5 separate regions of the Homo sapiens genome follow, and regions 1, 2, 4 and 5 are each linked to region 3. Evidence: chromatin loops called from intact Hi-C (ENCODE). Cell type or tissue: PC-9. All regions are shown on one strand.

Region 1 (5,000 bases), 610 kb before region 3:
GTGGGAGGCCAGGTCAGTGTGGAGGTGGATTCCGCTCCGGGCACCGATCTCGCCAAGATCCTGAGTGACATGCGAAGCCAATATGAGGTCATGGCCGAGCAGAACCGGAAGGATGCTGAAGCCTGGTTCACCAGCCGGGTAGGTAGAGGGAAGCAGGCACCCTTTGGGGGTTAGGAAGGGGAGGGCTTTGTGTTCCCTACGCGAAGGTCTGACTCAATGCTTATTCCCTCTTCTTCCTCTCTCTGCAGACTGAAGAATTGAACCGGGAGGTCGCTGGCCACACGGAGCAGCTCCAGATGAGCAGGTCCGAGGTTACTGACCTGCGGCGCACCCTTCAGGGTCTTGAGATTGAGCTGCAGTCACAGCTGAGCATGGTATGTGTCCCCCCACCGCCGCCGCTTCCCTGTGCAATTCACACTTATACCCTTGCAGCCTAGGGCAGCCTGGCCGGTGGCTGTGCCCATGCCCTCTCCGGGAACCAGGCTCTGCTGAGTCACAACCCCCTCTCCCTATCCTCAGAAAGCTGCCTTGGAAGACACACTGGCAGAAACGGAGGCGCGCTTTGGAGCCCAGCTGGCGCATATCCAGGCGCTGATCAGCGGTATTGAAGCCCAGCTGGGCGATGTGCGAGCTGATAGTGAGCGGCAGAATCAGGAGTACCAGCGGCTCATGGACATCAAGTCGCGGCTGGAGCAGGAGATTGCCACCTACCGCAGCCTGCTCGAGGGACAGGAAGATCACTACAACAATTTGTCTGCCTCCAAGGTCCTCTGAGGCAGCAGGCTCTGGGGCTTCTGCTGTCCTTTGGAGGGTGTCTTCTGGGTAGAGGGATGGGAAGGAAGGGACCCTTACCCCCGGCTCTTCTCCTGACCTGCCAATAAAAATTTATGGTCCAAGGGAGGAAGGACGTTTGGTTTATTATTTCAGCCCATGGAGAGAATAGGTCGTTCGGTTTGTTATTTGAGCCCATGGAGAGATGGGTCCTGCCTTGGCCCTGTTTAGGTTTTATTTGAACCAAAGTTCACTCTGTCCCAGGAAAGGGAGGGGAGGGTACTCACATACTTTGCCTGTAATGGTAATTCCTGTTTACAGAAGTCTTCATTTATTTAACCCGTTCCTTAAAATAACCTCATGAAATAAGCATTGCTTCCATTTTACAAAAGTAAACTAAGGCTCAGAGAGGTGAAGTGTTTTTTTCTATATGTAACTGCTCTAATGCATGGCAAAGGTGGGATTTGAAATTGTTTTTGCTTCTAGATTTAGTTTTCTTTCTACTCTACTCCCCAGGGCGTTGAGGTATCTGTGTGAAATTAATGTTTATTGAACACCTACTATGTGCCATTGAATTAAAAACAGCCCTAAAAGGTAGTATGAGCTGCATGTTATAGATCAGGAAATAGGCTCAGAGAGGTTCAGTAACTTGTCCAAGGCCACACAGCAACTACATGGTAGAGCCAGGACTAGAACCTAAGTTGCCTGATTCTTAGCCCATGGTGCCAGCCCCTGCCAGGTGGTCTCCTGGAGTTGACGCCACTTGTGCCGGTCTTGCTGACATTCCAGTCTTGTGCCCTATGAAGGCTCAGGCCGGGGATCCCTAGGGGCAGTTCCTCCCGACACATTTCTCCACCTCACTGAAACTGGGGGTTTGGGGCCAGGCATCCCGCTTGGAGCAAGGCTGGGGAGGCTGTACCTGTCAGTGTGTGTTGTGTGTGTGCATGCACTAACACATTCACCCATTTTTGGGGCAGCCCTGCATAAGCCCTTTAACGCCCACCAGCCCATACCTGGGCCCAGAGCCCAGAATGGGACCCAGCAGTGACCCAGACCTCCCACAGAGACCCCAACCCTGGCTTGCCTGGGGCCTGCCCTGGGCCAGCAAAAGAACGAAGTCCCAGCTTCCTGGTACAACTCTGCCCTTGGGTAGGTATGGCCCTGCTCCTGTGGTTTACATCTCAGCTGCCAAGAACTGAGGCCAATTCAAGGTAAGGAAGAGGCCCCAAAAGAAGTCCCACTTCTTCCTGGTGGAGAGGTGAGGGCTGCAGGCCCAACCCTATGAGTGATGGGGGCAAGTGAGGGACACTAGTTCCACGCCCGCATGCTGCCAAATGTACTCAGCACCCTGCTAAGGAGGCTGGAGACCCCATCACGGCCATGGCAATCCCGAAGGAGGAGCTGTTTCAAGGTTGGTTATGAACATGTAACCCCAGAGCCCCGCTGCTGTAGCCTGGACTGGGACCCCCTTCTGCCCCCTCCCTAGCTGTCCTGTTCTGGCCTCCAGCACCCACAAACCACCACCCCCAACTTAACTTCTCAGGAAGCCTTGGAGCTGGAGGGAGAGGCCTGGCTGCACCCCCAGCTGGGACTGCCCAGAGGCGCTTGTCCCTGCCCATGAAAGCCTCCCTTGTCACAGCTGAAACCTTCCCTCTGCCTCAGGGGCCCCTGGAATGTGGCTGCGGGGCGGGGTCTGGGCCCACACAGGTGGGGCAGGTGACTGTCAGGTCTCAGGCCTGAGTGTCAGGAATGAAGCCTGCCTTTGTGTGTGCACAGTGCAGGGTGGGGCTGGACTGGGGACACTTTTCTGTCTCAGCCTGGAGACCTGGGATAGGAGGGAGAGGGGAGTGGGGAAGTTGAGGGGAGTGCCTTTACATCCTGCTGGTCATCGTGGCCACTTCAGTCTGTTGAGCATTTCCTGTGAGTCATCTTGCTCCAACTGAGAGTCAGGCTGAGCTGGAGTTATTTCCATTTTCCTGATTGGTAGACTAAGGCTCAGAGAGAGGAGGCGGCATTACCCAAAGCCGCACAGCTGGTAAATGGGAAAAGAGGGGTTTAAAGGTAAGTCTCTGGGCTCCAGGACACACCCCCTCTCCCTGGCATTTCCCTGGGGAACAGGAGAGGTGTGGGAGGGTTCTAAGGTTGTTGGAGACTTCATTCTCCTTGTGCCCTCAAATGCTCACTATGGCCCTGAGGGGAGTCTGTGTTAATGGCCTAAGTTTAAATCAGGAACCAGGCTCAGAGAGGCTGAGTCTCTTTCCACTGGGCTGCACTGCCTCATTCTAAGGAGAAAAGGCCAGCTCCACAGATGGCCCCATCTGGCTGCAGTGGGCAAAGGTCAGAAACTGGCACAGCATCCTGGGCAGGCTGCCTGGGGCAGGGCCCGGGGCTACAGCCTGGGCTGGGGCCAGACAGAGCTTTATCTTCGCAAGGCCATCCCACCTGGTGCTAATGAGGAGGCTCCGGGCCCCACCCAGATCTGGAGCTCACAGTAGCGGTTTGGACTGAAACCAGGGATTTGTGCGTGGGGCAGTGAGGGGGGCAGCTGCCGCCCCTGGCCTGGGCCTGAGAGTATAGAGAAAGCCACCTCGAGGGGCTGCTGGAGGAGAGTCAGGTGCAGAAGGGGATCTGGCTGGGGTCCAGCCCTTCCTCACCCTGGGGTGAAAGGCGAGTAATTGTTCTTGAGTTAATTGCTGGGGCCACAATGTCTGCAGAGGCTTTTAATGAGCTCTGGATGATCTGAGTTTGATTATTTTTCTTTCGGAGGAAAAGACAATACCCTCCCACCCATGAGACAATACCACACTGTCTGTGCCCAGCATTGGAGGCCAGGCTCACTGCGAAGATGGATGAGAAGGAACCCACCCCCAGCCTTGCTGGCTGGCAGTTCCCCTTGCCAGCCCAGCTCAGATGCAGGAATTTGGGGTCTGCAGGAAGGACTCTTTCCCTGTGCCCTGTTTGGTTGAGGGTGTGAGGACCTGTTTGAGTCCTGGCTTTGCCCCTTACCAGTGGTGCCACCTGGCACAAGTTGCTTCACCTCTCCAAGTTTCAATTTCATTCTTTCTGAATCTTGGGTGGGGGTCACCCTCTGTTGTGAGGATGAGAGGAGGTGATGGATGCAAAAGTGCTTTGTAAATCACAAAGTGCAGGGTAGAAGTAAAGGATTATGCTATTATAGCAAAATAAGAACCTAAGAACAACCTGCGTTGCCCCATAGGAGCTGGCTATGGAAGGTCGATGCCGTTGAGCCTAAGAACATGCTCAGGCTCACAGGGCATGTTCTGATGCCCAACGACAAAGCCCCTCCTGGTGAGGGCACTCAGGCGCAGGTGCCGGTCATGCACCCTGGCCCCTGCATGTCTGGCACCTGGGTGGGGATCCAGGAGGGGGCAGGATGGGGGCTCTTGGGCCACAGGGCTTCCCTGGAAGTGAGAGTTGAGAGCGCCCCTTGCCACAGGGAAACAGAGACTTAAAAAGGTAAATGTCCACAGTCTTACCATGGTAATTGGTAGGGTCAGGATTTGAACCCAGGCCTCACAGTCTTACCATGATAATTGATAAAGCCAGGATTCAAACCCGGGCCTGAGGGACTCCAGAGCCCTGTCCACTTCACCATGCTGCAACCTGGGCTAGGAATCCTCCTCCTGAGTTTCTGTAAGCCCTGGGGCCAGGTCCAGAGGGCTGAGCCACACCTCCAAGTGGCACTGCCCACAGGTATCAGGTGTCCCTGGAAAGGTGTCCCTGAGCTGGTGGCAGAGAAAAGGGCTCTCCTGAGTGTTCAACTCCCCGTCTGTGTGAAGCAATGCCTTGGTCTTCAAGATCTCCGGTGTCTTCCAGCCTGCCTGCCAGTCTCCCTTCTCTTCCCTTCCACAGCATTCAGGCACATAGAGCCTTCTGCAGCGGCCCGTCCCCAGCCAGCACTTGACAGGACAGATGGGGGCTAATCTGGCCCTGCTAAGCAGCGACATGCCTCTCCTGGAGAAGGCAGGGGCTTCCTGGAACTTGCCCCAGCCTTATCAGCGGAGGTTTGCCCCAACACATCCCAGAAACGAGCAAAGGTTCAGCGCCGTGCAGTTGGCAGGTGTCGGGATCATCAGTCATCCCCTTGTCAGTCCCAAGCCTGCTGGGCTTTTGTGAGGGTGCCAGGAACACAGGCTGGAGGATGGCAGGAGGGGAGTAGAGGTGGGAGGAGGGGAGTCCATCTGCAGCACCAGGTAAGGGGATGGATG
Region 2 (5,000 bases), 290 kb after region 3:
GTTTTGCCATGTTGGCCAGGCTGGTCTCGAACTCCTGGCCTCAAGTGATCCACCCGTCTCAGCCTCCGAAAGTGCTGGGATTACAGGCGTGAGCCACCACACCTGGCGCAAAAAAAAAAAAAAAAAAAAAGTTGCACGAGGGAATTAATTTTAATTCTCCTTTCAACTCATAGGGCGTAATTATTTTGTCCATCTTCCCACCCTACTGCTGCCAGAGGTTGTGTCAGAACATGAGGCCAGAAGGGAATCCACCCAAATCGTGTCGGATTAGCTTAGCTGCCTCCAGGCAGGCTCGGAAATGTAATCAGAGGCTGGTGTCCTTCCAAGAGACGATCTTTGAAGGATAACAAACCCAGGCTGCCATCAAAATGAGGAGATGGAGACTGATTCAACAGCAGTGCCAGGCAAGCAGCAGCGTCTCACAGCACAGGTTGTGCACGACGGCTAAGGAGGGAAAGCGGCTGCAGGGCACGTTCTCAGCTGCAGAGGGCCCAGCTCTCAGGATCAGAGACAGGTCCAGGGCTACCTCACAGCACCTCACACCACGGGCCCCTGCGACCTCCACTCCTTGATATTTCACAAAAGGCTTGAGATTGTGCAAGTGTTAAAGACAGGACACTTCCTGTTTGTCCAGTTTCAAACCTCTACAGATGTCAGTAAAATGACAGCACATTAAATTCCCCACCCAGGGCCCAGCCCAGCACTCAAGGCTTCTCCCCAGGGATGACTGGGCCTTGATTGAGGAGAAAGAAGTAGGTATTAACTTGTAGGATATTTGAGTCGTTGTTAAATCAACTCTGTCCATTTGGAAACATGGTTCTTGGGTCAGAGGTGGCTGCTCTTGGAGGTGGTCCCATCCCTTCACTCTTTATAGCTCACCCTACTCTGTACCCCCAGAAAGAAGGAGCTGGAATACATCTGTGTGGAATTTCTTCTGGCCTCACCCTGAAAACCAACCCTCTCCCAAACTGGTAGACTGGGTAGATTTCTACACTGCCAGAAATTAACAAGATTTCTACCCCCTTTCTCCTGCCTAAACCAGCAAACTGGTCTGTCGTTCCCAAGCGCCCGGCTAGGTGCCCCCTGAGCCCACAGTCCTGATCCTCATGAGACTTCAGCTCTTCCAGATTCCTGGGAGAAATCTGCTATGGACCCTCCTTCCAGCTCTCTCCCCGGCCTCTTCCTGGAAAGCAAACAGCCACTTCTTCAGAAAATAAGATGGTAGACAGAGGCCATCCTCTGAGATCCAATGATAAATCTTGTCCTTTTGCTCATGCAGTACTTACTGATGGCTTAATGAAGAGCCAAGTGATGGGGGAAACTCAGAGGTGAAGGAGACCTGGGTTCAGCCCCAAGGAGTCAGAACCTTGGAGACAGAACAAAGAAATGAACCAAAACCCTCTGGCAGTTGTCATATGCATGGCCCCCTGAACCAGGGGAGCTCAGAAAGGGAAGACAGGCACTCCTAAGGGAAGGCCTCATGGAAGCACAGCTTCTGAGCAGTTGGGAGAGGGCAGCGGAAGTGGAGAGAAGGGGATTGCATGAGGGAGTGAAGGCTCTATGGGGAAAGTCCAGGGCAGAGATGGGAAGGAGCAGAGACTAGCCAGAAGGACAGGAGGGGCTGGCCAGTGCAGGCTGGGAGAGGCTCAGGGCTCTGATCCCCAACCCAGACTGAATCTAGGATCAACTCACCATACTTGTCTGAGAGGCATAAGAATGGGCCTCGGAGTGCATGAGGGGGAGAGGGGCCCTGTGTACCCAGGTCCTACAGTGGCTCATTTTCAGCCCTGCTGGCATGCCAAATGGCCCTGCGCTTGATCTCTGCCAAACAAAGTGAAGACTGCCCCTTCTCTCCTGACATCCCTGATCCCCAGCTTCTCTTCCAGTCCCAGTTTCCCAATCCCCAGCCAAAACTCCCAGGAGGCAGGAGAGGACCACCTAATCTCCCTTCCCAGCAAGTCCCCTTTCTGTTCTCAGTTCAACTGAGCCACACTACCGCCTTTCCCAAAGGGCGATGGGAACAGGGACCTGAATTTCTGGGACCATCTCTATTTCAAATACACTGGCCCCCTGGCGCCTTGGACCTTCACACTTGCCCGGTTGTGTGTTGCTGATTTTTAGTGCAGAGCATGAGGTCACCAGAGCAGGGGGCCCTGGATTGGGAGACTATGCCCTGGGACTGGGCATCAGGGCTCCAACGTGCAATGGTGAGGCTGCCTTGGTCCTGTGTAGCGCTCCCTCTCCTCCCCTCCCCACCACGCTTCCATTCCATCCTCACACTGTGTTTGTGTCCATGTCTGTCTGCATCAGGAGAACAGCCACCTCTTGGAGAACGAGGGCTCCATCTCATTTGCCTCCAGATTCTCCCTGCTTCCCACTAGCCAGCTGCATGTTTTGAGTTGTCAATGAAATCTGTTAAACAACAAGAAAATTTGGAAACATGCCTACTGGACTCTGGGGAAGATACCCCTGTCTTGGCAGTAGATACTGCACTTGGGAGCTCTCAACTGGGAGGGCTTGGGCCTTGGAGTCGGAGATCTCCAATAGCCAGGAGAGGCTGGTGGTTGGGAGAGATCAGCAGATGCTGAATCGGTGCTCGGAAGTCCAGCTCCTCCGCCTTCCATGGCCGAAGGGCTCCACCCAGAGGACAGTCAGCTTAATCCCTGTTCACACAGACCTTTCTCCACCAGGTGTAGAGAAGGCTCTGCCCAGCTTTCATGAAGAAACTCAGAAACCCCCAGTGCCTCTCCAGAATGACTGTAAAATACCTCCTTCTGCCAGAAGAGCCAGTCCTCAGCCCTTCCCTCCAGCCCCAGGAATGCCCCCTGTCTGCAAATAAGAGTGGAATTGGGGCAGTTCAGAATTCTGCCTCCCACCTGGGGGAGCTCTGAGAACCAAATGAGGCAGGCTGTAGATGGGAACAAGCTACAAAAAAAAAAAAAAGTACACAGCACTGTTCAAACCCTAGGGGGTTTTTGGTTGTTGTCTACAAGGCAAGAGGTGCTTTAAGAAAATTCTCCCCTCCTGTTTTCACTTCCTCTTCTCTCTCTTAACCCTGGGAAGGGGAAAATCCTACAAAGATTAGCAGCTGATGTGTGAAAGAACCAAAACAACATTCTTCTAGTTGCATTTTAACAGTATCTTCTGGCAGCCACCACGGGACTGGGTTCTGATGTTCCCAGCTCAAGGCCAGAAAGAATCACTGGATCAGAATGAAGCGTGCAGTTGGAAGAGATCTTAAAGGCCCTCTAGTCCAATGCACCAACACGCTGTCCTGTTAAAGTGTGTCAAATTGTGCCCTGGAGCATAGCCGCCTCCAGGTGAAGGGTGAGCACTACCATATCGGCAGCCCTGTTGAGGACATTGGCTCTGGGTTATGCTAAACCACATGGGCCCACTATCCACTCACCTGCGGCAGGGGCCGTGTTGTATTTCAATGGCACAGAGAACCCAGGGATGCCCTCATCCTGCCCAGCCTTGTTGTGATCCTCCTCTCACAACAAGTTCCCGGGGGAGCCAGGCCAAGGAGCTCATGAGAGGAAATGGGAGTCAAAGTCCCGCTGCTGTCCCCAGCTGCACCCACACCAGGGATGTCACCGAGCTCTGAGAACAGTTCCTAGACTAACTGGTATTGATCGTAATGAATCTTTGTGCTACACATGGTGCAAGGCCCTGGGATGAGCAAAACTGGGAGCAACCAGTAAGAGAGAAGGACATGTTCAGAGGGTCTGGGAAGTGGGAAAATGAGGTGTGAAGAGTGTAGCTAAAAGGTGGCCCCAGCAGGCCTCTGAGGGAAACCAAGCCATGACACACACTGACACTCTGCTCCGGTGCTGCCCCACACCTCCCCAGCCTGACGAACGCCTGCCCTGCTGTCAGGATGCAGCCCAAATGTGCCTTCCTCTGCAAAGCCTTTCCCAGCATCTCCACTTCCAGAGAGAGACCGACGCGCCCCCGTCTGTGGCTTAGACAGTCTGTGTCTTCTACCAAAGAAGGTGTTTCCAGCCTGAGGCACCATGGTATCCCCCAGAGCCTGGCTCATGATGGGTATTAAAGAAATATTTTTAATTAATTAATTAATTTTTTAACAATAGGGTCTCACTCTGTCACCCAGGCTGGAGTGCAGTGGCACAATCATAGCTCACTGCAGCCTCCAAGTCTTGGGCTCAAGCGATCCTCCCACCTCAGCCTCCCAAGTAGCTAAGACTACAGGTACACTGCTCTGTCTGGATTTATTTTTTAATTTTTTGTAGAGACAAGGTCTCGCTATGTCACCCAGGCTAGTCTTGAACTCCTGACCTCAAGGGATCCTCCTGCCTCAGCCTCCCAAAGTGCTGGGACTACAGGTGTGAGCCACTGCACCTGTCCTGAAGAAATATGTGTTGGCTTTCATATTTGTGCCCCAAGTGACTAATACAATATATTACAGAATAGAAGCTGGGCAAATATTCCATGAATGAATGAATGAATGAATGAATGAATGAATACCAAATGGTTATAGGGCTCACATATGGCCAGCCCTAACGACAGGTAACCTATCTCCCACCATTTATGTTTCCCACAGAGCTTCACAGAGAAGCAACCACTTCACTGGAAAGACCAACTCAACTCAATAAATATTTACTAATATTTACAATAAATATTACAACTCATCCAATAAATATTTACTGAGCTCCTACAATGTATCAGGCTCTGTTCTAGGTGCTGGGGACACAACAATGTACAAAACACAAAGCCCTCTGCCTTAGGGAGTTCCCATCCAGTGGAGAAAGAGGCCGACTGTGCCGGTTGTGTCACGCACACTTGCTCTTTCCACTCACACCTTCCCCCTCTCCACCCCAGGACCCGCTTGTGATCCTGCCTCCTTCCAAGAGAACCTGCACCTTGATTTCCCCTTCCCAGCAAGTCCCTGTCTGTCCTCAGTTCAACTAAGCCACACTACTGCCTTTCCCAAAAGGCAATGGGAACAGGGACCTGAATTCCTGGTCTCATTGCCCTTT
Region 3 (5,000 bases):
CTTTCTACAGGAGACAAGGCATTCTCTGTCTCTCTCCTCTGTCCACACCTCAAGTGTGGATCCACCAAAGGTCAATAGGGCCCTAGGGAGGAGATGACAGCATGCAAGACTGCCCTCTTCCACCCATCCACACTGTCTCTCAGTCAGCCAGATATCAGAGTGGCCAAGACCAGGCTCTGTCTTAGACCACACTGTGGCTGTCTTAGCACAGCAGATATCCACAGCCGGACCCTCCCCATCACATGAAGCAGAAGGAAGAAATAAGTCCCCTTGTGACAAGCACTTGCCTGCTATATGTTTTTACAGCAAACAAAGGTTAAAACTACATCCTTCAGAGAGGAACCACTGAGTCTTCAGGCGACTGGAGAAGGGGAGCTGGGAGCCTGCACCTCTGAGCAAGCCAGAGACCCATGCTAGGGGGTCAGAGATTGAGCAGGCTGGGCAAGAGGAACCCAGACCCCTGCAGGTAGGGATCATGGTGGGTAGAGTCTGGGGCTGGGAATTCAAGGCTTTGATCTATTTCCAGTATCTTTGTCTTCATAGTATCTGATCCTCCCCGTTTTGCCCCACCAGACGTGAGTAAGGAGGAGAATTCATAGCCAACTCCAATAATTCTTTATAATAAAACTTTATAAGTGGTATCTGCTACTCTTTATTTATTTATTTATTTGTTTGTTTGAGACAGAGTTTCGCTCTGTCGCCAGGCTGGAGTGCAGTGTCACGATCTCGGCTCGCTGCAACCTCTGCCTCCCAGGTTCAAGCAATTCTCCTGCCTCAGCCTCCCGAGTAGCTGGGACTACAGGCACATGACACCATGCCTAGCTAATTTTTGTATCTTTAGTAGAGACGGGGTTTCACCACGTAGGCCAGGATGGTCTCGATCTCTTGACCCCGTGATCCGCCCGCCTCGGCCTCCCAAAGTGTTGGGATTACAGCCGTGAAACGTCGCGCCCCGCCTGTGCTACTCTTAAAGGATCCAAAGGATATCTAGAAGGGATTCACGTGCTCGTTTGGGTCCCACAGTACATCGAGGTTTGGGAGCCTCTCAGATATTTGCTTCCTGTCCTCAATTTTGTTTGGGTGCCTCCAGTAACCTCTGATATTTATATAAAACTATCTCACTGTAAAAGGGGCAAAGACCTAGTCTTCTGCCTCCAGGGCTTCTCCTGTGGTCATTTCTCATGTCCTCGCCATTGTGTCAGCCCCAGCTAAATGTTTCTTCTACAGGAGGAAAGGGAGCATGTAACCTCTTGCTCTCAAAAATGGAGAGGGGAAGAAAAAGTTTAAGATGGGTAAAGAGAGACTAAAACTGCAGGCAGCCGTCTTGTTTTCTCAGTCTCCCCTAAACCCACTCCAAGCTGGACGAAACCATCTGTTCACAGAAAAAGTACAAAGGAAAGAAGGGTTTGAGAATGTCAGGTAGTAGACAAAAAAGTTTCAGTTCCTACCCTTACAATGATCCCTTCTCTAAGAGCTGGCTCCCTTTACAAGACAACTCGTCAGAGTTTATTTCTGTACTGGCATTTATGTCTTCAAGGCATCCAAGTATCTTGTGGATCTTTCAACAGATCAAAAGGCAGAAAGAAAAATGTTCTTGGATCAACTCCTAGAAAAATCTGAAACCAGATTTTCCTGAGATATTTCAGGCCAGTCAGTGCCTGTCAGCTTTATACTGTGGCATCTTTCTTTTCAAATATGGATTAAACCCTGCGATGAATGAAAAGATTAAAAGCTCATCATTCCAGCAGCCTTAGTTTCTAAATTGTTGTGCTATCTCCTTAAAAACTTCTGTGCATTTGTATCACGCTGTCTGCTCTTCGGGGCCACTGCTTGTGTTGCAGGGAAGACACAAAGCATGAGAGTTCCGAGCAGTGGGCAAAGATGCTTGTCAAGAGTGTTATAAGGGGGACCAGGCATTGGGAAAGGAGTTGAACCTGAGGGACTTTCAGATTCGATTATTTTCCTCTTAATCGGAGAAGAGTTTGAGTTTATAAACAACATAAAATAACAGATATATGGAAGATACTGACGTTTTGGAGGGCTATCAATAAGATAGGGCGTGGCCAAATTACAAATAAAGTTTATTAGGACACAGTCATGAACGTTTGTTTGCATATTGTCTACAGCTGCTCTTGCACAAGGACAGCAGAGTTGAGTAGTTGCAACAGTCTCTCCAGCCCACACAGCCTAAATATTTATGACCTGGCCTCTACAGAAAAGAAAAAAAAAAAGTCCATCCCGTACTATAGATATTAGAGCAGGAGAAAATGAGTTGAAATTACAGCAGAACAGTCAGGCCTATCTCTGTCAATATCTCTGACAATTGAAGGGGGCAGGCTATTAAATCTAAAGTTGAGAGGGCCTTGGCCCCTTCGCATGCTATTAAAGATGACTGTGGGTCATTTCAAAAACACCTGGATGGTTTAGAATAGGTGCAATCATTTAAAAGATTGAAAAGCATCTGCTTTTCCCCCAGGTAATTCATGTTTAGGGAACAAGTTAAAAATAGAAGATATATTTTGCTTTTCACTTTTAAAATTGTATAGCTTCCCAAATATTTTTCAAGATAATTGGTCAGCTGTTGCTCACTCAGAAGTAATGCTGTTCTTGGTAAAATGCCAATTTGAACAGAGAAAGAAGGATGGTAATGGTGACTCACAAACCAGTTTCACCCGGAGCCTGGGAGAGGGTGCTGCGGCCTTTTGGAATAGGAAGGCCACGAACACCCCCTGCTGGCTATAGGGCAACATAAACCCGAACTCATCCTTTTTCCTGATCCAAGGCTCGGGTTGGACAAAGATCAACCATACAAGTCCTGTGATGGAATCAAGGAATATCAAACATTCATAATTCATGCCCAAGGGATGGTAGCATCTTGAAATTCAAGTAGTTTGTGTTACATGTACAGCAGCAAAGAACCACTACTAAAACAAGAGATAACCAGGTTTTCAATTATCTCCCTTAAACCTCCTAACCCCATTTAAAAAAAAGTTTTACACTACAGCCTTCTACATCTCATTAAACACAATTCCTGTAACAATGAAAAAAGAACTTTCTTCATCGTTTGAAACAGATCCTAGCCAAGGGTCTTGTTCAAAATAGTTTTAATCATATGAAATTGCCAGGATCCTACTCTGCTGACCCCTACAAAAGGCAACCTGAATAGAATTAGTCGGTCGACAATTGACAAAGATATGCAGGAGAGCCTGCAGCTGTGATGAGGCTGCCCTCCTTGACTGATGGACACAGGGATTGTAGGCTAGGGACTCAGGACACAGCCCTCTGTCCTCACAATTTTCCTGAGCCTCCTCTGAATTCCTCTGACTGATGAAAATAGAGGCTGGGATTTCAAGTATCTTTTTCTCATTTAGGCAACCCTGCTCCACATGATACATAAAAATTTTTAATTAAGCTGTTTTTTTTTTTCCTTTTTAACACCAGTGTCCCAATAAAGAAGCTTCAGGAAAGGGGAAATGTTAAAATCGTGATCCTGTCATTGCCTCACTCTCTGAGGCTCTAAGAACAGGAATGTTTGCTAATAGATGGAGGAAAGGCCCTGTTGACTGTAACTGTGGGACTGCATGGGGATTATGCTACACAGAGCAGTGGAAGTTGAGGACTGAGGCTGGGATAGATGCAGACTGTGTCAAAAAAAACAAAAAAAAAACAAGCATTAAGAGGTCAGGGACTTCTGACTTGAAATCACAAGGGTCTGAGAAGCAAAAACATTTTAAAAGGTAAGAATACTAAGCAAATTAACATGTGGACTGGTGCATGTATCTAAATTTTGCAATAAAATCAATGTGAACCTGGGTTTCATGACCACAGTGGCCCAAATAATAAGCCCTTCTGTTGGCCCATTTTTCAGAGGAGTGTCACCCACACACACATGAGTTATAGGAAGAGTCTGAAGTCAAATAACAATTAAAGAAAAAGGGTAGGACAGCAACTCAGTCCCACAATTGTCTTTTTAAAATTAGGCAGAAATTTAAAAGCAAATTCTAAGTAGACTAATTTGAAGGATAAAGCGAGGAGAAAGTATGGGTGCCCATACCCTGAGCTCATCAAATACTTTGATCTATTTCTTAAAATGCCCATGAGGACTTAAGGCAATGGACTCTAACTTAAAAACACAAAGAACTATGGCATCTGATTTTTCAGACTTGAAAACACTGTGACCCAATTCCATCCTCCAGGATATGAACACAGCACGCTTTATAATTCAGTAATAGCCTGAATTATATCCTTAGCCTACAACATTACGTCTCCCAGGAGATTCCAATATGCAGTTTAAGGATGAGGACCACTGGCTGAAAGGTTTCTTTTGAATCTAATTATAATTCAATATAAAACTGGGGATAGAGGCTGGGCACAGTGGCTCACACCTGTAATCCCAGCACTTTGGGAGGCTGAGGCGGGCAGGTCACGATGTCAGGAGATCGAGACCATCCTGGCTAACACGGTGAAACCCCATCTCTACTAAAAATACAAAAAATTAGCCAGGTCTGGTGGTGGGCGCCTGTAGTCGCAGCTACTCGGGAGGCTGAGGCAGGAGAATGGCGTGAACCCGGGAGGTGGAGCTTGCAGTGAGCCAAGATTGCACCACTGCACTCCAGCCTGGGGGACAAGAGTGAGACTCTGCCTCAAAAAAAAAAAAAAAAAGAAAAGAAAAGAAAAGAAAACTAGGGATGGAAAGAAAGGAATGAAAGAGGGAAGGAAGGAAAACAGGAAAGGAAAGGAAAGAAAAAAGAAAAGAAAAGGGAAGGGAGACAGAGAGGGAGGGGGGAAGGAAGAATAAAGAAAGAGAGAGAGAGAAAGAAAGAAAGAGAAAGGCAAGCAGGGAGGGAGGGAGGGAGGGAGGAAGGAAGGAAGGAAGGAAGGAAGGAAGGAAGGAAGGAAGGAAGGAAGGAAAGGAGGGAGGGAGGGAAGGAGCTCTACAGCCACACAGCATATCCATCCGTTACAGGAGCAAATAAGAAAGTCAATCTTCCAGCAGAGGA
Region 4 (5,000 bases), 760 kb before region 3:
CTTACATAGCACTTTTGTATGAGGCCTGTCCTGACCTCTCTTATTATTATTATTATTTTTTAGATGGAATTTCCCTCTCCTTGCCCAGGCTGGAGTGCAGTGGCGTGATCTCGGCTCACCACAACCCCCGCCTCCTGAGTTCAAGTGGTTCTCCTTCCTCAGCCTCCCGAGTAGCTGGGACTACAGGCGCGTGCCACCACGCCTGGCTAATTTTTTGTATTTTTGGTAGAGACGGGGTTTCACCAGGTTGGCCAGTCTGGTCTCAAACTCCTGACCTGAGGTGATCTATCTGCCTCGGCCTCCCAAAGTGCTGGGATTATAGGTGTGAGTCCCCGTGCCCAGCCTTGACCTCCCTATTTTGAATTGTACCCCTCCCCGCAGTCTTCCTCCTCTCCCTTTTTCTGCATTACTGCTCATTTCCCTCCAGGACATCATCTCCTACACCCTGTAATTTACTTATTTATTTTGGCTGTTAGTTAATATCTGTCTCCCTCACTGCAATCTAACACCGTATTCACTGAAGTCCCCCAACGGAGTGAAGAACGTGCCATCCCCAAATATGCCAAATTGGCATAGTGATTATTTTGAGCTGTAAATATTGGAGAAATTGTAGTTTTAGAAAGGGCGAGCTGACCTGTCTTTTCCTGTATGCAGTAAGCCATAAAGATTCCTCTCGGAGGTCCCTTCTCTGGATGAGAAATTAGCTCTTATCTTCACAGACTGGGAAGTGAGGCTGCAACAGACCTGAATAAATAAACTTTCCAGGCTGGGTGTGGTGGCTCACACCTGTAATCCCAGCACTTTGGGAGGCTGAGGTGTGTGGATCATATGAGGTCAGGAGTTCGAGACCAGCCTTCAGAGACCAGCTCTGGCCCTCCCGGATGCCTCTGTCTGCCCCCGCTTCGGCTGCTGCGCTGTGCCAGCAGGTCCCGCAGGGCTTCACATTCCTCACTCAGGTCTTCCATTCAAGAAATGTTCATTGACTGATACTGAGCAGGCCACTGGGGTGAGTGGTCAATAAGACCCAGCCGCCACACTGAAGTAAAGTTGGTGGGGAGACAGACCACAGTCACGCACCATACAGGCCATGATGGGCAAATGTCAAGGGTGTACGGGGCAGGGGCATCACAGCTACGGCACCCAACCCAACCTGCAAGGTATAGGAAGGATTCCTGGAAAAAGGAACCACTAAGCTAAGACCACAGGGCAAGTGAAGCTCAGCCAGGCAAAGGGAAGACGTGGGCCCAAGCTGACTAGAAAGGCCCAGAGGCCATCATAAGACACTGGGAAGGGGAGGGGCCGGAGCAGTGCACAGGGGCCAGACCACGAGGGTGGGCAAGGGGGTGGGGTTTATCCATCTCAAAAAGAAAAAAAAAAGATAAATAAATAAAATATGAGTCAAATGCATGATGGATTAAGCTGCTTTATTTACTATAAAGTCTGTACACATATGAGCAATAACTATTACTTCCTCTTTTATTAATGTATTCTTTCTGGCTTCCTGAAGGACGTCTTCACTGGGATGTTCTGCCAGGAACTTAAACCCCAGCCCTGGTCTCCCCTGCGTGGCCCCTGACTTCCCAGCTCTGCCAGTGGCACCACCATCCGCGTCGCTCATGCCTCCTCCTGTTCTCCTTCCTTCCTAATTGCTCTGAAACCTCACCCATTTGCCCCCGTTCCCCAGCTATCATGCTCTTTTCCTGGACAGACTTCTGGTCAAGCTGCTGGCTTGCTCAAAGACCTTTGTTGGCCGCGTGGCCTAAAGGGTTAAGTGAAACCTCCTACCTGGGCACTGGAGGACCTGGCCATGCTGCTCTCCCCTTCACAGTTGACCTAGACTTGGGACAAGCTGGATTCCTGAGAATCCGTGTTTCCTGCCCCTGTGCCTTTGCTCAGGCTGGTCTCTCCGCCTGGAGCGCCTTCCTTCATCTCTGTTTGCCCCAGCCCCGCCTGCCCTGTAAGGCCCAGTCTCGACACGGCTTTGCTGCAGGAGGGCTTTCTCGATGTGCTTCGGGGCAGGCTGCCTCCACCTTTTGGAACCTTTTGCACGATCTTCTATTTTGGGCGGTATCTGGCGCCGAGTTGAGTGTTGGATCATGTCATTTGAAGGCCATCCTACCGAACTGTAAGCTCTTTCAGGGCACGGGCTGCGTCTTGTCCCTTTCTATGTCCCTTGTAGCCTCAGCATGGGGCCCGGTTTCACTCAACCCAAGGGTGACCCGGCATTTCAGGTTCAATGCAGAGCGGCCTGACAGGCACACTTCCTGCAATGGCCACAGGATGGCAGCACAGACCGGGTTTCGGCACCTAGGCGCGCCTCCCGCACCCACCGCACTATTCAACGTTTCTCGACCCTAGTGGAGTACCCGGTCCCCTGGAGATGTTGTGCAGGAGGGTCCCCTCTCTAGGGCTGGGGGCTTTAGGGCTGGGGAAGAGGCACCAGGGGCAGAGCCTCTGGACCCCACCTGGAGTCCTGTAGTGAGTGCGTTTCCTCCCCTTCCCAGCGGCCCCTTTTCCAAGAGAGAACTTGCGGAGGGGGGAGGGGGTGGGGGGTGAGGAAGGAGCACTAGGGAGGGAGTCGGCGGGTTTGGGTCCTGGTTCTGTGCTGCGGTCCTGGGCAGGTGTGGTGTGTAACGGGAAAGGGCCTGTCACAAAGCGTGGCAAATGTGCTCGTGGCAGATGCCCACGAACGTTTGTCTCCCTGTCCTCTGGCCTCCACCTCCCCTGCAATTTTCCCAAAGGCAAAATGATGGGTTGGACAAACGATAGGAAATGTAGCCACGTTCGCTGCGCATGGGGCAAGGTGGGGGTGGGGGTGGGGTTTCCGGGGCACCAGATCGCTCTGCTCCCATCTCAAGGCCCCTGCTTCTGGAGGCAGGGTTAGCTCCACGTAGGCAGAGGAAACACCCCGGGTTTCTTAGGATTCTTGCTGTGTGACCTTGGGAAGTCCCCGCACGCCTCTGGCTGCAGCTGCCGCCTGTGAAAGAAGGGGCTGCACTTCCTGGATGGTGGAAGGTTGCTAAGGTAACCACAAAGTGCCCGCTCAGCAGCAGCTGCCGTCATCATCATAGTTATTATTATTAGGGTTTCGTCCTGTGCCAGCATTTGACAATTCTAACCCCACCTGGAGGCCTGCTAAGAGAGCAGGCGAGGGCTGGTGATCATTTAGGGATGCCTAAAATGTTTGCAGGGGGAGCAGGAGAGAGGAAGGACAAAGGATGTTCATGAGGGTCAAAGACCTGGGTTTGGGGCTTCTCGGGGCGAGGGGGTGCGGAGGGAGGGCCCCAGATCGCGCCTTCTCCCTTTAGGTCTGGTCCCGGGGTGGCGGCGCGCGTGCGCAGGAGGAGGCCGTGGGCCCGGCCAGCAGAGGGCGCCGCGAGCACCACGCCCGGGCTTAGCTGTGCGGGGCTCCGCCTTGCTGCGCAGTGGGCAAGCCGGTCTGGCTGCGATGGGGGAGGGCTACGCTGGGGAGCTGCGGGTAAGGGCAGCTGTCACCGTTTTCAGTTGTTGGTCGGTGTCCTGTGTGGCATTGTGGGTTTGCCTGTAACCACCACATGTTCATTCATTTAACTAGCACGATCAAGCACCCACAAGTTTCAGCCACTGCTGGGAGTAAAGAGGGGAACGAGGTGCATGCCCGGAGAACCCGCACCCACCATCCAGGTGACAGAGGTCAGCCCAGGGCTGGGGGAGCTTGGAGGAGGAGCCGCCTACCTGGAGAGAACAGGCGAGGCAGACAGAAGGCAGGAAGCACAGAGAGCCCGCTCGCAGCTTGGCAATGTGGGGAGCTGAACAGAGCAAGAACTGTTTGGGGCCATGCTCTCGAACACTGGCCCAGGGCCGGCGATGTCGAAGCCATGATGAATCCAAGGCTAAACTACAGCAGACACAACGGCTGTCCCTAAGGGGGTTATAATTGCGTGCGTGCGTGCGTGTGTGTGTGTGTGGGTGTGTGTGTGTTGGGGGGGGCGCTGGGGGTGGGAGGCTGGGGCGTGTAGGCAAATACCAGGACTGGAAAAAGTAGAGTCCTAGGATCTCGACCCTCCTAGGCCGGCGGGGGTGTCTTGCTGCCTCCCTGTGAAGGTAGATGGGCTGCATGGGGGAAGGAGGGCCAGGTATGTGAGTGGGGGAGTGGACAGAGGGGTGGGGTAGGAACCAAGGGCAGCAGGGAGTCCAGGTGGGAGCAGTTGGGACGGGGATGGAGCAGACAGTCTGGTGGGAGAGTGAGGGGTGGGGGGGACAGTGGGGAGAGGGTGGCAAAGACTGCTTGAGCCTCTGAGCCTCAGTTAACTCAGAGGAGGTTGGCATAACACAGAGGGCAGTAAGGACAGGGACAATGGGAAAAAAAAAATAAAGTGAAGACCATCTTGGTTCCATTATGAGGAGTAGAGTGCCTGGATCAAGGAGGTGATGATGGTTCCATGTGTCCTGGGTAGGTCAGAGAGCAGGACCTGAGAGCATTAGAACTGGTGGCAGCCTTTCAGGCCATCTTATCTGATTCCTTTCTTTTATATATAGGGAAACTGAGGCTCAGAGAAGGGAAGGAAAGGCTACTCCCCCCAGAACAGAGTTCAGCTCTTAATAGCACTTTTTTTTTTTTTTTTGAGATAGCATCTTGCTCTGTTGCCCTGGCTGGATTGCAGTGGCTCAGTCATGGTTCACTGCAGCCTTGACCTCCTGGGCTCAAGTGATCCTCCTGCATCAGCCTCCTGAGTAGCTGAGCCTACAGATGCATGCCACCATGACCGGCTAATTTTTAATTTTTTTGTAAAGGTGGGCGGTGGGGGCGGTCTCCCTATGTTGCCCAGGCTGGTCTCAAACTCCTAGGCTCTAGCGATCCTACAGCCTCAGTCTCCCAAAGTGCCAGGATTACAGGCTCAAGCTGCCGTGCCCCATCCTGGTGGCACATTTTAAAATGCAGAACACTGACTGATAGGATCTTTTCTGGAAAAGGTCAGCTGGGGATAAACCATGTCATTGTCACCACCTCTGTTATCACC
Region 5 (5,000 bases), 640 kb before region 3:
GCAGTGGTGCGATCTCAGCTCACTGCAGCCTTGACCTCCTGGTTCAAGTGATCCTCCCGTCTCAGCCTCCTGAGTAGCTGGGATTATAGGCACCCGCCACCACACCTGGCTAATTTTTTGTATTTTTAGTAGAGACGAGGTTTCACTATGTTGGCCAGGCTGATCTCGAACTCCTGACCTCAGGTGATCCACCCACCTCAGTCTCCTAAGTAGCTGGGATTACAGGCACATGCCACCACACACGGCTAATTTTTTGTATTTTTAGTAGATATGGGGTTTCACCATGTTGGCCAGGCTGGTCTGGAACATAATAGTTCTTAACTGGAACCCTATCTTGAGTTCTTTGGGCCCCTGGATTTTCCAGTGTATGTTCCCAGGGGTGTTAATTAATATAAAATAACCCCAAACAAAACTCTTGTGATCAAATCCAGTGGAAAACATGGAGATAAACAAACCAAACCTTTTTTTTTTTTTTGCAGGACTTCTCAAAGCTTTTGGCCTTGGCCTCCCAAGGTGCTGGGACTACAGGCGTGGGTCACTGCACCTGGCCAAAGCTTTTGTTTGCTTAAAGTGCTTTGTAAGTTTATAAGAGGAGGCTACAGAACCCAGAAATCACCTATGGATTTGACCACGAGATGCGCTGCTGAATTCATGGTGGGAAATGCTGATGATCTCTGATGGAGGCTGCTGGGTGGCTGCTGCCCTCACCCTGACCTGTCCTCCCCAGCTGGACGGGGGACTTCTAGGAGGGGGAGGGTCCCCACTGAAGATGGACACATGTCCTGTCAGAGTTTCTGAGAAGCTCCAGCCCTTAGGCAGAATGGGACAAGGAGAAACAGACTTGGGTCTGTACTCGGGACTGCAGAAGCCGAGCATGAGGAGTTGTGGGGACAGTGCCCCTCCTTCATCCCCACCTCCCAGCCCCCCAGTATCTCCTTCTCCCCCTGATCCTTCCCTTGATCAGGCCAGGGCCCTGTCATTGTCCCAACAAATGCCTACCGCCAGTTCATCGCACCTTGTTTTCTCTGATGTCCTCGCAATCACACACCTTGTGCCCCTGAGCTGGGTACACGATCCTTTGCAATGTGTGCTACGAGAACTGTATTGCTAATAATAAAGACAAAATTTAATGACTCCACTGGCTGAGCTTCTGGTAGGTCCCAGGCACGTTAGACAGACTATTTCATTAATTCTCACCTCGGCAATTTGAGGAAGGTCTTGCTGTCTCAGTATCCTGAGTCTTAGACAGGTTCAATGACTTGCACAAGGTCACATAGCTTTTAAGTGACAGGGCCTGGCTGCCTTGGCTCTGAAGTGAGTTCTCTTTGCAACAACCTACCCAGCTGAGCCCCTCCTTTGTTTAGAGAAGGCTTCTCCTCTGAGCTGGGAAGATCCAACTTTGACCCTCAATTCTCAGATGACAGTGGTTCAGTCAGGCAGGAACTAGCTGTACTAACATGTAAACAAGTCACTTCTGCAAGGAGAGGCAGAGGCCAGTGCTTGCGCGAGCGTGACTGATAAAGGAATGGGGCGAGGGCTGAGGACTCTCTGGCTCTACCGATTTATGATACTGAAAGTCATCAATCTTAAAGAGAGATCTGCATTCCCCAAGCTTTCTTCTCCCTGAGGGGCCTCTCCTATCTCTCGCCAATATTGTGGCTCCCCTCAGCCGCAGGGGCAATCTTTCTGGTTTTCTCTTAGGTCCAAACACGAACCAAATAAAATCCTCTTTTCCCTTCTCTTGGTTCTCTTCTCTTCCTTTCCCTTCTTGGTTACACTTTGGAATTTTCAGAGGAAAAGTTTGCCAAGTCCAAGGAAGACTTTATGGAAATGAACAAGAGCCTATAAAACCCCATGAACTATCCATGAACGATATAGCACGGTGTGAACTGTTTCCTTCACAGCTGTGGCTGCAGCGGCCCCTTGTGGCCATGTTACACGCCAGGAAATTGAGCGTCAGAGAAACCACAGTTTTAGCGCTGGGCGGGGAGCTCTCTTTCCTTAGAGAGGTGGCCTCCTCCACTCTTTTGTGGCCCAGAGAGGGGAAGACACATGCCCAGGGCCACAAAGGTAGAATGCAGGCATTTGGACTTCCAGCCCTCCTAGGGCTCTTTCTCTTGTATTGCTCTCAGCTCAACGTCCCTTTGTTGCTGTAGGGAGGCCAGGGAGCAGCCTGGAGTGTGGGGCCTGCCTTTGCCCAGACAGGCTCCCTCTGACCGTTCCTCTCACACAGCACTGAGCAGGGTCAGGGGTGCAGAGGGAGGCGGTAGGAGGGAGCCCGCCTGCAGGCAGGTTGGCGAGTCCCCTCGCGGCCCCCAGGAGGCGCTGTGAAGCCGAGTTGGCGAGGTCCTGGGCTCCTCCCGCACCGGTGGCGGAGGGAGATGTTCAGTCTGAGGACAAAGGAAGCTGCACCCCGCCTAGGGACAAAGGAAGCTGCACCCCGCCTGGGGAGCTTGCAAAGACGGGGCCTTGTGGCCGGCAGCCTGCCCTGTCCAGAGCCGAGGTTGGCTCCAAAGCGGACATCACCGCCTCTCTCCGGGCTCCGGTGGCGGGCTGCTGAGGCACCCCACAACCACCTTCCCCAGACTTCACTTTGCAGACGCTGCTTCTTCTCTCTGAGCCTCTGAATGCCCGGTGAGGTGGGCAGGGCAGGATCCCTGTTCCTGTTATGGACTGGAAAACAGTTTCACAGAGGCCGAGGGCTTGCCCGAAGTCAGCCAGCTGATGAAAGGCGGAGCCTGGCCTCAGGGCTTTGGACCGCCAAGTCAGTGCCCAAGCCCTTTCCTACACAACTCATGGCTTCCCGGAGTTTGGCTCAGGGTAGAGGGGGAGATGCTATAGAGGAAGGCAGGAGCCTTTGGAGTCAGCTCCACTACCACCTGCCATGTCATGTAACCTCCCCGAGCCTCAGTTTCCTCATCTGTAAAATGGGCAGTAACCCTTGGAAGGTTGTTGTAAGGAGTGGACATCATGGATGTCAAGAGACAGCAGAGTTGCCTGATCCAGTGTGTCAGTGTGGGGGCCATGGGGCTCTGTCCACGTGTCAGTACAGCCACCTCCTTGGAGATCCAAGCTGGGAATGTCAGAGCCTGGCTCTTCCTCGTTGAGGTGCAGTGAGCTGCCTTAGTCTGCGGTGCAGGGCGTGGGGGTGGACATGCTTTTGCTGCTGTGAGCCAGTGCAGAGATGGAGCCAAGAGAGGCCAAGTTTGGTGGAGTCAGGGACGGGGCACGTAGGAGGATGGTGGGATGAGTCACTCGCCAGCTCAGATTGTGGTGTGAAGGGGAAGGAGTGTGGAGGCCGGGCCAGGCCTGGCAGCACCAGGCACAGACCTACCAGGAAGGGAGGCAGCCCTCTGGGACCAAGGCATGGCACCCTGCCAGTCCCACTTGCCCAGCCTCTGCGCTGCCCGGAGCTCCCTAGGGGTGAGGGTGGGCAGGAGAAATGTGTCCTGGGACCTGTCAGCATGTGGGTCTGTGTGGGGAGAGACGGGGTGAGGGTCTGGCTGCTTTTTTGTCCTGCTCACAGCCTCTCCTGGTCAGTGCCAACGCCCTTCTTCCTGCCTGTGTGCTGGGGATGGGGAGTGCCCCTCCCAGCCAGCCATCATCTAAGACAGACAGACCGAAGCAGTGTTCACACATCTACCAGGCGTGTTGCACCTGGCTGTCCACGTAGATGATCAGCCACATCTGCATCCACCAGGGGCCCCACAGAATATGACGGACTCTCAGGGTTGACCGAGTGTAGAAAGGGAACTATTTCTGGAGGTGTGGACAGGAGCAGCAGGGATCAGACAGCCCAGAGCAGAGCAGTGGGAAGCGGAGGGATGGGAAAAGGGAGTTTGAGGGGGTGTGGCCAGGGGAGGGCTGCCCTGCAGGAGCCTTAGAGCGAGCAGCTGCAGCCAGAACCGTGGCTGGGCAAGGAGAGGTGGGGGGATAGATACACAGGCCCCTTTCTTCCTGTTCTCCATCTTCCGCTGCTGCCTACTGATGGATGGCTGATTCCAATGGGGCAGTTGGAGGGAAGGGAGCCAGTGACACAGGGATCATCCTTCCAGGTACAGAGCAGGACAGAGGAAGGTGGAGAGTAGATCTAAGGATCCAGGGAGAATTATCAGCCCAACCAGTGGTTGGGCAAGGGGGCACAAATATGAGCCAGACCCCAGCCTCAAGGAGCTCACTGGCTGGTAGAGGGGATAAGAGCCAATGAATTCTCACCCATATAGGAAGAGGACAGTGCCTGGGAGAGGGTCAGGTAAAGCACCAGAGGGGCTCAGAGGAGGAAGAGCGAGTGCCAGGGATCACAAAGGCCTGAAGGAAGAGGTGATGTATGAGTTCCACGTTGCTGCTGTAACAAGTGGTGGCAAACTCAGTGGCTTAAAACAACACAAACTTACTATCTTCTAGGCCTGGAAGTCAGAAATCTGAAATGGGCCTTATGGGCTAAAATCAAGGTGTCATCAGAAATGCTTTTTTTCTAGGGGCTCTACGGGAGAGTCTGTCTCCTGGCCTCTTCCAGCCTCCAGGGGCTGCCTGCCTTCCTTGGCTTGTGGGATCTTCCTCCTTCAAAGTGCCTCACTTTGACCTCTGCTTCCATGGTCCCAGCTCCTCTCTGTGACCTTGACCATCTCGCCTCTCTCTTACAAGGACCCTTGTGATTACTTTGGACTCAATCGGATAATCCAGGATAACCCAACCCCCATTCCAAGATCCTTAATGTAATCACATCTGCAAAGTCTCTTTCTGCCATGGAAGGTACATGCTCACAGGTTCCGATTGGCGTATCTTTGGAGGGCCATTATTCTGTCTACTCCAGGCAATGGTGAAGAGGCACAGTTTCAACCTGTGACGGCTGAGGGGAAGGACCCTGCAGGTGGATAGGATAGCCTGAGTAGAAGCAGGCATTTGAGAACCTAAGCACTATTGGCCAGCACCTGTGAGTAATTGCAGGAAGACTGTGATTTTGGGGGACAGGGCTGGAAAGCCAGCCTGGACATGGCCAG

Evidence for each region. Hi-C counts contacts between places; a loop is a spot of excess contacts. Peaks named below come from ENCODE experiments on the same cell type or tissue, not always from the same donor. Only the 100,000 strongest peaks of a DNase experiment are listed, where the experiment ranks them.
Region 1: it touches region 3 in a loop (11-fold over the local background); 9 of 110 quality-filtered maps call a loop at or near these places.
Region 2: it touches region 3 in a loop (15-fold over the local background); 8 of 110 quality-filtered maps call a loop at or near these places.
Region 4: it touches region 3 in a loop (7-fold over the local background); 83 of 110 quality-filtered maps call a loop at or near these places.
Region 5: it touches region 3 in a loop (20-fold over the local background); 80 of 110 quality-filtered maps call a loop at or near these places.

Annotation. Positions count from the first base shown.
Region 1 is chr17:41,519,517-41,524,516 of GRCh38, reverse strand. It overlaps KRT19 (keratin 19), which reads left to right. Exons shown (of 6, transcript NM_002276.5): 4 at 1-138; 5 at 249-374; 6 at 520-900. The coding sequence ends at 774. Among named protein-coding and RNA genes, the nearest start is that of KRT15, 3.1 kb to the right of the region's middle. RefSeq lists enhancers at 1,975-3,174, 4,288-5,000. In PC-9, no CTCF peak of the experiment used is centred here; DNase peaks (open chromatin) are centred at 566, 1,996, 2,516, 4,486 and 4 weaker places; H3K4me3 peaks cover 4,330 bases; H3K27ac peaks cover 5,000 bases.
Region 2 is chr17:40,613,439-40,618,438 of GRCh38, reverse strand. No RefSeq gene overlaps it. Among named protein-coding and RNA genes, the nearest start is that of SMARCE1, 32 kb to the left of the region's middle. RefSeq lists enhancers at 2,661-3,250, 3,531-3,650. In PC-9, a CTCF peak has its summit at 2,626 (motif pointing left); DNase peaks (open chromatin) are centred at 628 and 2,658; H3K27ac peaks cover 349 bases.
Region 3 is chr17:40,907,194-40,912,193 of GRCh38, reverse strand. The region is part of intron 1 of LOC105371777 (a long non-coding RNA gene); the gene reads right to left. Among named protein-coding and RNA genes, the nearest start is that of KRT20, 24 kb to the right of the region's middle. In PC-9, a CTCF peak has its summit at 2,723 (motif pointing left); DNase peaks (open chromatin) are centred at 2,173 and 2,653; H3K4me3 peaks cover 371 bases; H3K27ac peaks cover 4,059 bases.
Region 4 is chr17:41,664,440-41,669,439 of GRCh38, reverse strand. No RefSeq gene overlaps it. Among named protein-coding and RNA genes, the nearest start is that of EIF1, 22 kb to the left of the region's middle. RefSeq lists enhancers at 1,950-2,179, 3,050-3,179, 3,600-3,689, 3,210-3,727, 3,728-4,247 and a silencer at 3,240-3,479. In PC-9, CTCF peaks have their summits at 2,077, 2,276 (motif pointing right), 3,135 and 3,341 (motif pointing right); DNase peaks (open chromatin) are centred at 2,269 and 3,379; H3K4me3 peaks cover 1,498 bases; H3K27ac peaks cover 929 bases.
Region 5 is chr17:41,546,345-41,551,344 of GRCh38, reverse strand. LINC00974 (long intergenic non-protein coding RNA 974) reads left to right here. Exons shown (of 3, transcript NR_038442.1): 3 at 480-1,739. Among named protein-coding and RNA genes, the nearest start is that of LINC00974, 5.6 kb to the left of the region's middle. RefSeq lists enhancers at 1,983-2,032, 1,572-2,185 and a cis regulatory region at 3,063-3,423. In PC-9, CTCF peaks have their summits at 1,918 (motif pointing left) and 2,119; DNase peaks (open chromatin) are centred at 1,394, 1,934, 2,334, 3,234 and 2 weaker places; H3K4me3 peaks cover 3,548 bases; H3K27ac peaks cover 4,894 bases.